2 separate regions of the Homo sapiens genome follow, and region 1 is linked to region 2. A link is a loop called in an ENCODE intact Hi-C map of the cell type or tissue named here. Cell type or tissue: MCF 10A. All regions are shown on one strand. Region 1 overlaps MCTP2 (multiple C2 and transmembrane domain containing 2). Region 2 has its middle 55 kb from the start of LINC02852.

Region 1 (4,000 bases), 100 kb after region 2:
AAAATCTAATGATTTTGTATGAATACTTAAGAGGGCTAGAAGCTGGTTCATCTGAAAAGTACTAAAGAAGATTCTAAATCTCTTTTAAAAACCACTGGAGTGGTCTTTGAGACAAGAAAATAAGAAAGGGCAGCAAACACACACAGACACAGACACTTTCAGAATACTGTGTACATCAACTCATTTGTCATAATAAAGATAAAATCTAGATATTTGAAACAGTGTATCTTTAAATAATCATACCATCTTTATGAAAAATCATCCTATTGTATAGGGCATAATTTAGAGGGGGAAAACACATAAGTATGATTATTTTAGAATAAACATATTGGGTAAAGGTGAAACAAAGCTGTGTTAATTCTGTTCAAAAAAAATCCAGGGTTAAATTTTTAAAAAAAATTATAATTTGACCAGGTATACATTCATTTCTAAGGTAACAAATCAATAAGTAGCCCCTTCTCAAGAAGTTGTAACTGCCTTTTTTTGTTAAAGCAGGAAAAACATGTCTTACATATCACTATACCAAAGCAAAACAACAACAAAACACCACTAGGTTTTATCAACAGCATCGAACTGATTAAAATATTCCATTTTTCCCTGGCCAACATTAAGACATTCAGACTTCATGATTTAACAGTTAAGACCTTTCATTAACTGGCTCAGACTTGGTTGTGTGTCATAATCCAACTGCACCACACATTCTAGGTTCCTAATCACACCGCACCATTTGCAAACCTTAAGATATAAAACGATGTTCAGGACTTTGCTTTTGAACATACCTTTCTCTCATTTAGAAAGCTATTTTCTCAACTGCTTGACTATTTCTTCACTTATAATGTTCTATCCCTGGGCCATTCAAACTAAATTCATCTTCTTGTCACTACTTTATTTCCTGGATAAGTTTATTACTCATTTTTTCTTCAGTACTGATTTGTTAAACACCTACATTGATTTAGACACAAGAGTAAACAAAAACAAACCAAAAGCAGCCTTTATGTAGCTTAGATTGTATATGAGGATTGAAGATGAGATAGAAAAAATAAACTATATATATCAGGCGGTAAAAGGATCCACCATGAGAAAACAAAAGAGAGACAAGGAAGGGAAGGAGTATCAGGCAGTGGGGCTGGGTTTGCAATTACATGTGAGGTAATTAGGGAAGAAATCACTGAGAGGGCAGTAAGTGAGCAAAGACTTTGGAGGAGGTGTGGGTATCTAGGTGAATAATGTTTCCAGGCAGAAGAAAGAGCAAATGCAAAGGCCCAGAATCGGGAGTATGCCTTCTTCCAGTGTTTTGTTTATTTTTTTATTTTTTATTTTTGAGACGTAGTCTCACTCTGTCACCAAGGCTAGAGGGCAGTGGCACAACCTCAGCTCACTCACTGCAACCTCCACCTCCCAGGTTCCAGTGATTGTCCTGCCTCAGCCTCCCAAGTAGCTGCGATTACAGGCGCCCACCACGACGCCCAGCTAATTTTTTTTTTTTTTTTTTTTTGTATTTTTAGTAGAGAAGGGGTTTCACCATGTTGGCCAGGCTGGTTTCAAACTCCTGACCTCAAGTTATCCTCCCACCTCACCCTCCCAATGTGCTAGGATTACAGGCATGAGTCACCATGCCCAGCCTTCCAGTGTGTGTGTGTGTGTGTGTGTGTGTGTGTGTGTGTGTGTGTGTGTGTGTGATTGTTTTTGGGTTTTTTTTGTTTGTTTTTTTTTAAAAAGGCAGCATGGACTCCTTGTGTCTGAAGCAGAGTGAGCAAGAATATTGGAAAGAGAAGTGAAAAAGGAACAGGAGTTGGCCACAAGGGGCCTGGTTGATGGCTGTAAGGTCCTTGCCTTTTATTCTAAGGGAGTTGCTAGACTGCCAAGAGGGCGGGAAGCAGAATAACATGATTTGACTCATATTTAAGAAGAATTACTGTGGTTGCATAATGAGAACAAATCATGAAGAGACAACACATATTTCATCTACAAAGCTATTGAAAAGACCAGGTTAGAGTTAATTGTGGCCTAGAATTAAGGTGATGGCAGTGGAATTAGTGAGAAGTGACCATGTTTTGACTAGTTAGAAAGTAGGGACAGAGGAGTTGCAAATAGTTTAGATGAGAAGATAAAAAGGGAATGATTGAGAATGATTTGAAGATTAAGAGCTTGAAAAACTTAGATGAATGGATTTGTCCATGCATTGAGACAAAGTCTGTAGGAAGAGCAGGTTTGGGGAGGGGAGTATGAGGTGCCAATTAGATGTCCACGTGGAGACACACAGTAAACCTTAGATATATGGTTTGGAATTCAGGGTAGAGGTTATGGTTAGATACGTAAATTTGTGGATTATCAGACTCCAGATAGCATTTAAAGATATCAGACTGGATAACCTTAGCAAGGAAGCAACTAGAAAGAAATGGCCCAGAATTGATTTCTACAAAAGTCCAAATTTAGAGTTTGAGAAGATAGGGGATCAGAAAAAGAGCCTGAGGAAATGCCAGAGACAAAGAGATACATTAGGAGATGGCTGTATTCTTGAAAATAGATAAAGTATTTTAAAGAGGATGGCCACAATATATTTATAAGTAAGATGCTGAGATGTGGTCATTGGTGACTTGAAATGAGAGTTTAGTAAAATGATGAGGCAAAAATGAGATAAGAGTGAGTTTGAGAGAACGGGGAAAATTGTAGACAGGAGACATAACTCTTTGAAAGGGTTTATTACAATGAAGAGCAGAGAAATATGGTGATAGCTGGAAGGGACTGTAGCAATAAATGAGGAGAGAGAGATAAATAAAATTATGAGGCAGGAGATGGGAAATAACAGTTGGAGCACTACCTTTGAATCAGTGATAAGGGTGGAATCCACTGTAAAATGGAGTGTTGGTCTTAGCAACAATTCAGGTCATCCATAGCTACAGAAGGAAAAGCAGATGACACAGGCATAGACGTCGGTAGGGGGATAGATATAGAGGGGGTAGGGTAGCAGTAGAGGGGGCACTTATGTCAATCATGGTCATTCTACGAGAGTGAGGATGAGGAAAAGAAGTATTAAAAGTTCAAGGCAGAAGAGAAGTTATGAAATTGTCTAGAAGAGTGAAAAGGAGAGTGGATTATAGAAGTGTAATACAATTGTCAGGATGCACTAAATATTTTTTTTTGGAGCCATGCTTACCTGAGGTTCTGTTAATCAAGTCTAATGAAAGTAGAGAAGGCAAGGAAATTCTTTTAAAGATGGACTATGTGATCTGAGTTATTGGTGAGGAATGGTATAAAGGAGAGAAAATAAAATGTAAACACAATGGGTACACTAATTAACAGATTAAAAGCAGCTGAACAGAAAATTAGTAAATTGAGAGATAATTCCAAAGAAATTATTGAAGACACAGACCACAGAAACAAGGTTATAGATATACAAGTGAGGTTAAGACACATGGAAGGTAGAAATGAGAAGGTCTGATAGGTGTCTGGGGTGGAGAAAGGGGTTAAACAGAGAACCGAGAAAAAGCAATATATAAAGAAAAAATGCCTGAGGATTTTCCAGAAATGCTGAAAGATTAATATAGGAAGCCCCCCTTCCCCTAAAAATTCCTTGTCAGGATAAATTAAGAATAATCTATATCTAAAACTGTCATAGTAGAACTGAAAAAACAACTGGGGAAAAGAGGAACACTTAAAAGCAGCTAGAGAGAAAAAATAGTTCAACTACAAAGGAAAAGTAATTTGAGTGACTTTATTCCTCAAAGCAACAGGGAAAGCAAGACGACAGTAGAATAATTTAACGTATATATTCTTTCAGTCTTTCAATTTAGAATCCTGTATGTCACAAATTATCTTTAAAGGAGAGTGAAGCAGAGACATTTTCAGAAAAACATGAGCTAGTAGTGCTTCTCACCAGAAGACCCTCATGAACTTAAATATCAAAGATATACTTCAAACAGAAGGACAACTGCCCCAAGTATAAAGGCAAAATGCAAAAATGTATGGTGCTCAAAAACAATGGTAAATGTGCATGCCA
Region 2 (4,000 bases):
CTGGGAAAGTGCAAAATGGTGATAAAAAGTGTCTCAATTCTGGGAGAAATAATAGTGTTTCAGAATGTCTCAGGAGTTAACTGAGATGGCCATTTTTTTCCTTAATTCTCCCAAATTCACATTCACTGAGCATCATTAAACTCGGCAGTAAGATATTTAAACCCAAAACTAATTTTCTGGCATTTCTCAGTGTTCTGTATCCCTATCAAAATCAAATGCTGAATTCAGGTGGTATATTTTTATCAAAACTTTCTTTAACGACCTGAGGTTTGCAAAGAAATTTTATATGCTCAGTGCTTAAATTAATTAAATTAAAATAAATCTGAATAAATGCTCCTTTAATGAATGAACCCATGGATGAGTTCTTTTAAGGTTTCATTGTGCTTTATTTTAAGCAGAGATCGATAAATATTTGGTTTTGAGCATAGTTTTCCACCATGGTTCCTACATTTGTTTGCATGGCAGATCGGGAGAAGGCATGATGTTCTTTACGAAATACCATACAATTCAAAATATATTCAAAATGTAGGTGTATCAAGCACAGACATTTTTTGGTCCTCCCACATTGCTGGCTACTCCTCATTACTCTTCTTGGCCAGCTCCTTCCTCTTTTTTTCCACCTACCTTCAATTATGGGAGTCCATATTACTGTCTCCTTCTCTTCTTTTATCTTGCACCATGGTTTAAGCACCCTGTACATATCGATGACTTGCATATTTTTGTCTTCAGCCCTGACCTGTCCAAGTAAAACAAATTCATGTATTTAACTTATTGAAAACTCTTCTAGTCTTCACGATATCAGTAAGTGACCATTACTGAGGCCACAATCCTAGTATTAAGATTGCCAATAAAACATAGGACAGTAAGTATTCTGTAAGTGCACAGATGGTAGTTTTGGCAGGAGTGTTGCACACAGGAAAGGCAAATCCATATGCAGAATAAGTGCCTATTCCAGTAAGAACAGAGCATTGTCCTTTTCATGATGGGAGAGATCCAATATAATCAACCTGCCATGCAGTCACTTGGGCTCTTCATGCTTCTGAATCAACAGGCAAAGCAGGGGGTTCCTGTGCTGGCTAGGGTAATAGATCCTGATTAGCAAGTGTAAATTGGGCTGCTACTACACAATGAATATAAGAAGACTATGTCTGGAATATAGGAGATCCCTTCAAGTATCTCTTATTATTACCCAGTCCTGTGACTAAAGTCAACTGGAAACTACAACAACCCAAATCAGGCAGGATTGCTAACAGCTCAGACTCTGCAGGAATGAATATTTGGATTACTCTACCAGGCAAAGAACCATGACTATCTGAGGTTCTTACTGAGGACAAAGGTGATGTGGAATGGAGAGTAGAAGGTAGTTATGAATACCAGCTGTGACCACATGATCTGTTGCAAAAATGAGGACCTTAGTTATAAATATTGCTTACTTTGTTATTTAAGGTGTTTGTACATACATTAGGCAAATATTTTTATTTTCTCCCAACTCTTATTCCCCCATCATCTTAAATGAGATGTATTAATGATATTTAATATTACAATATTTTAAGTAATAGGCTATCAAAAGAAGAGTGAACATCCCCATGTTTACCCTTCTGGGGAAAGTTAAACATGTTTTTGGTTGTAGGCAGGATAGTTTTATTAGTAAGTATAACATTGTAATTGTCTTTTTTGGAGATTGAGTATGGTTTAAAAAGATGTGTATGGGTGCCAGGTTGACAAGGGGTATAAAGTGATGGTCTTTTTGGTATGTCAATTTGACTAGTCAATAGCCCCCAGATATTCAGCCAAAACACTAATCTTATGTTGCTACAAAGGTATTTTTTAGATGTGATTGAAGTCCTCAATTAGTTGACCTGAAGTAAGTGAGATTACCTTCGATAAGTTGTTTTCTAGATATTATAATTTTGGTGGGCCTGACTCAATTGTTTGAAAGGGCTTAAAAACATAACTGAGGTTTTTCTGGGGGAAGAAATACTGCCTGTTGTGTAGAGCTTTTGCTTTTGCCAAGGTTGTCAACCTCCCCTTCCTAATGGCCGGCCCTGTGAAAGTCATGCTCTCCTAGCCAGCCCCCACAATTATGTAAGCCAATTCCTGGAAATATATTTCTTAATATAAATTTTCCACTGATTTTCTTCTGGTTGAACCCTGACTGATAGACTAAATCTGACAACCCTACATTGAAGTCAGCTTGAATTCTGTCTTTTCATCCTCTATCTCTTCACAGAATGCATCTGCAAGTCTTGTGGGTACTATCTTCCAAACATACAATAATTTCTATCATGAATCAACATCTCTACCAACAATAATTTGGTCTAAACCAAGCCTGTCTTCTACTTAAAATACTTGAATGGCTTCTTACTCCACTTTGAGTAAAATCTAGACTTTTTACTATAGAGTCATGGATGTAGAACAAATTTTTTATCTCAGGACCAAATTTTACATTCTTAAAAATTGAGAACTGTAAATAACTTTTGTTTATTTGGAACATATCTATCCATATTTACTGTGTTAGAAATTGAAATGGAGAAATTTTAAAGTAGCTATTATGTAAAATAACATCTACTTGTTAACATACCATCTTTGCTTATGATAACTCTATTTTCAAATAACTAATGAGAAAAGTAGCATTGTTTTAAAATTGCAAACCTTTTTAATGTCTCACTGAATAGAAGACAGTTGGGGTCTTTTATCTGCTTCTATATTTAGCATGTTACAATGTATTGCTTTTGTTCAAGTATAGGAAGAAATCCTGACTTCACTCAGATATGCAGTTAGGAAAGAGAAGAATATTTTAATAGCCTGTTTGAGCGTGTACCAAAACTTGACAGGTGTTAGTTTTTTAAAGTTGCAATATGGAATCTGAAACTATAAGAATTAACATTAAAATCCATTACTTTGTCTTTTAGTTTAATGTTTTACCACTTAATGATTTTATAACATTTTTACTTTGGTCTTTGGGAAAATATTGGTTCACTGAGTTAGACAAAACTTCCAAATCTTGACATGTTTCAGATATAATAACAAACAATTATTTTCATTTAATATCTCTACAAATCTCATAAGACAGCTATTAGGCTCTCAGTGGTAAACGTAAGTTTTCTAAAATTTGCATTTTATTTTTAAAGTTTACATTTTGTTATTTACAACAAATACTGTCACTTGTTTACCATTAAGTGATAGGCTCACTTTGTTCACTTTCAAGAAAATGTCGGCCAAGTACCCAAGTCTGAATAATTATACTTTGTCAATTCTTTCAAGTAAAAATAGTGTTCTATGAAAAAAAAGGGGCTAGTTTGGTTAGCGACTGAAATAACCACCACAAGTACTTTTCCTTGTGATAACCATTATACTTTGCTATGGAATAGAAGTGCTTCATATAAACTTCCCATTTTATCACAAAAAAGATAAAATTAAGAATTTTTATTGCTCTCTCAAGGACATTCTTAAGTGAAAGTGGCTTTTATTTCTCTGCAAGCACATGGTGATAAACAGTGTTCAGTGGCATCGTATTGATTTCTGCTAAGGTGTATCAGTTTAACCCACATCACTTTTGGTCCATCAGTGTCAATCTCAACACAGTAAAACGGGCCAAGAATATATTAGTACCATTATGAAAATTTTGAGTTTACCCCCGAAAGGGTCTCAGAGACCCCCTTCCTCGACAAAAGGACAAAGAGCACACTTTGAGAACCTGTTATAAACGATGGATCCTCATTGTTCCCACCCCCACCCTGCCTTAACTTGAATTCCATGGAAAATCCAGCCATTTAGAAATCATAACAGCCAGATATCATGATGATCCCTTTAATCTACAAAAATCTGAGTGCCTAAAGATTGTCTCGCCTTTATTGAGCATAGATAAATAATGTGTTCTTCCATGGAATACTTTCTGTACATTTCATCTACATGGCTCTGCTGGGTTGGATCATGTATTAGGGTTCCCAAAGAAACAATCAATATCATGTGTGCACATGTATAAAGGGAATGTGGTTTG

The links. A loop is a pair of places that touch in the nucleus more often than their neighbours do. Peaks named below come from ENCODE experiments on the same cell type or tissue, not always from the same donor. Only the 100,000 strongest peaks of a DNase experiment are listed, where the experiment ranks them.
Region 1: it touches region 2 in a loop (2.3-fold over the local background); 1 of 110 quality-filtered maps calls a loop at or near these places.

What each region holds. Positions count from the first base shown.
Region 1 is chr15:94,428,073-94,432,072 of GRCh38, reverse strand. All of the region lies in intron 17 of MCTP2 (multiple C2 and transmembrane domain containing 2), which reads right to left. Among named protein-coding and RNA genes, the nearest start is that of LINC02852, 160 kb to the left of the region's middle. In MCF 10A, no CTCF peak of the experiment used is centred here; a DNase peak (open chromatin) is centred at 1,852.
Region 2 is chr15:94,532,560-94,536,559 of GRCh38, reverse strand. No RefSeq gene overlaps it. Among named protein-coding and RNA genes, the nearest start is that of LINC02852, 55 kb to the left of the region's middle. In MCF 10A, no CTCF peak of the experiment used is centred here; no DNase peak of the experiment used is centred here.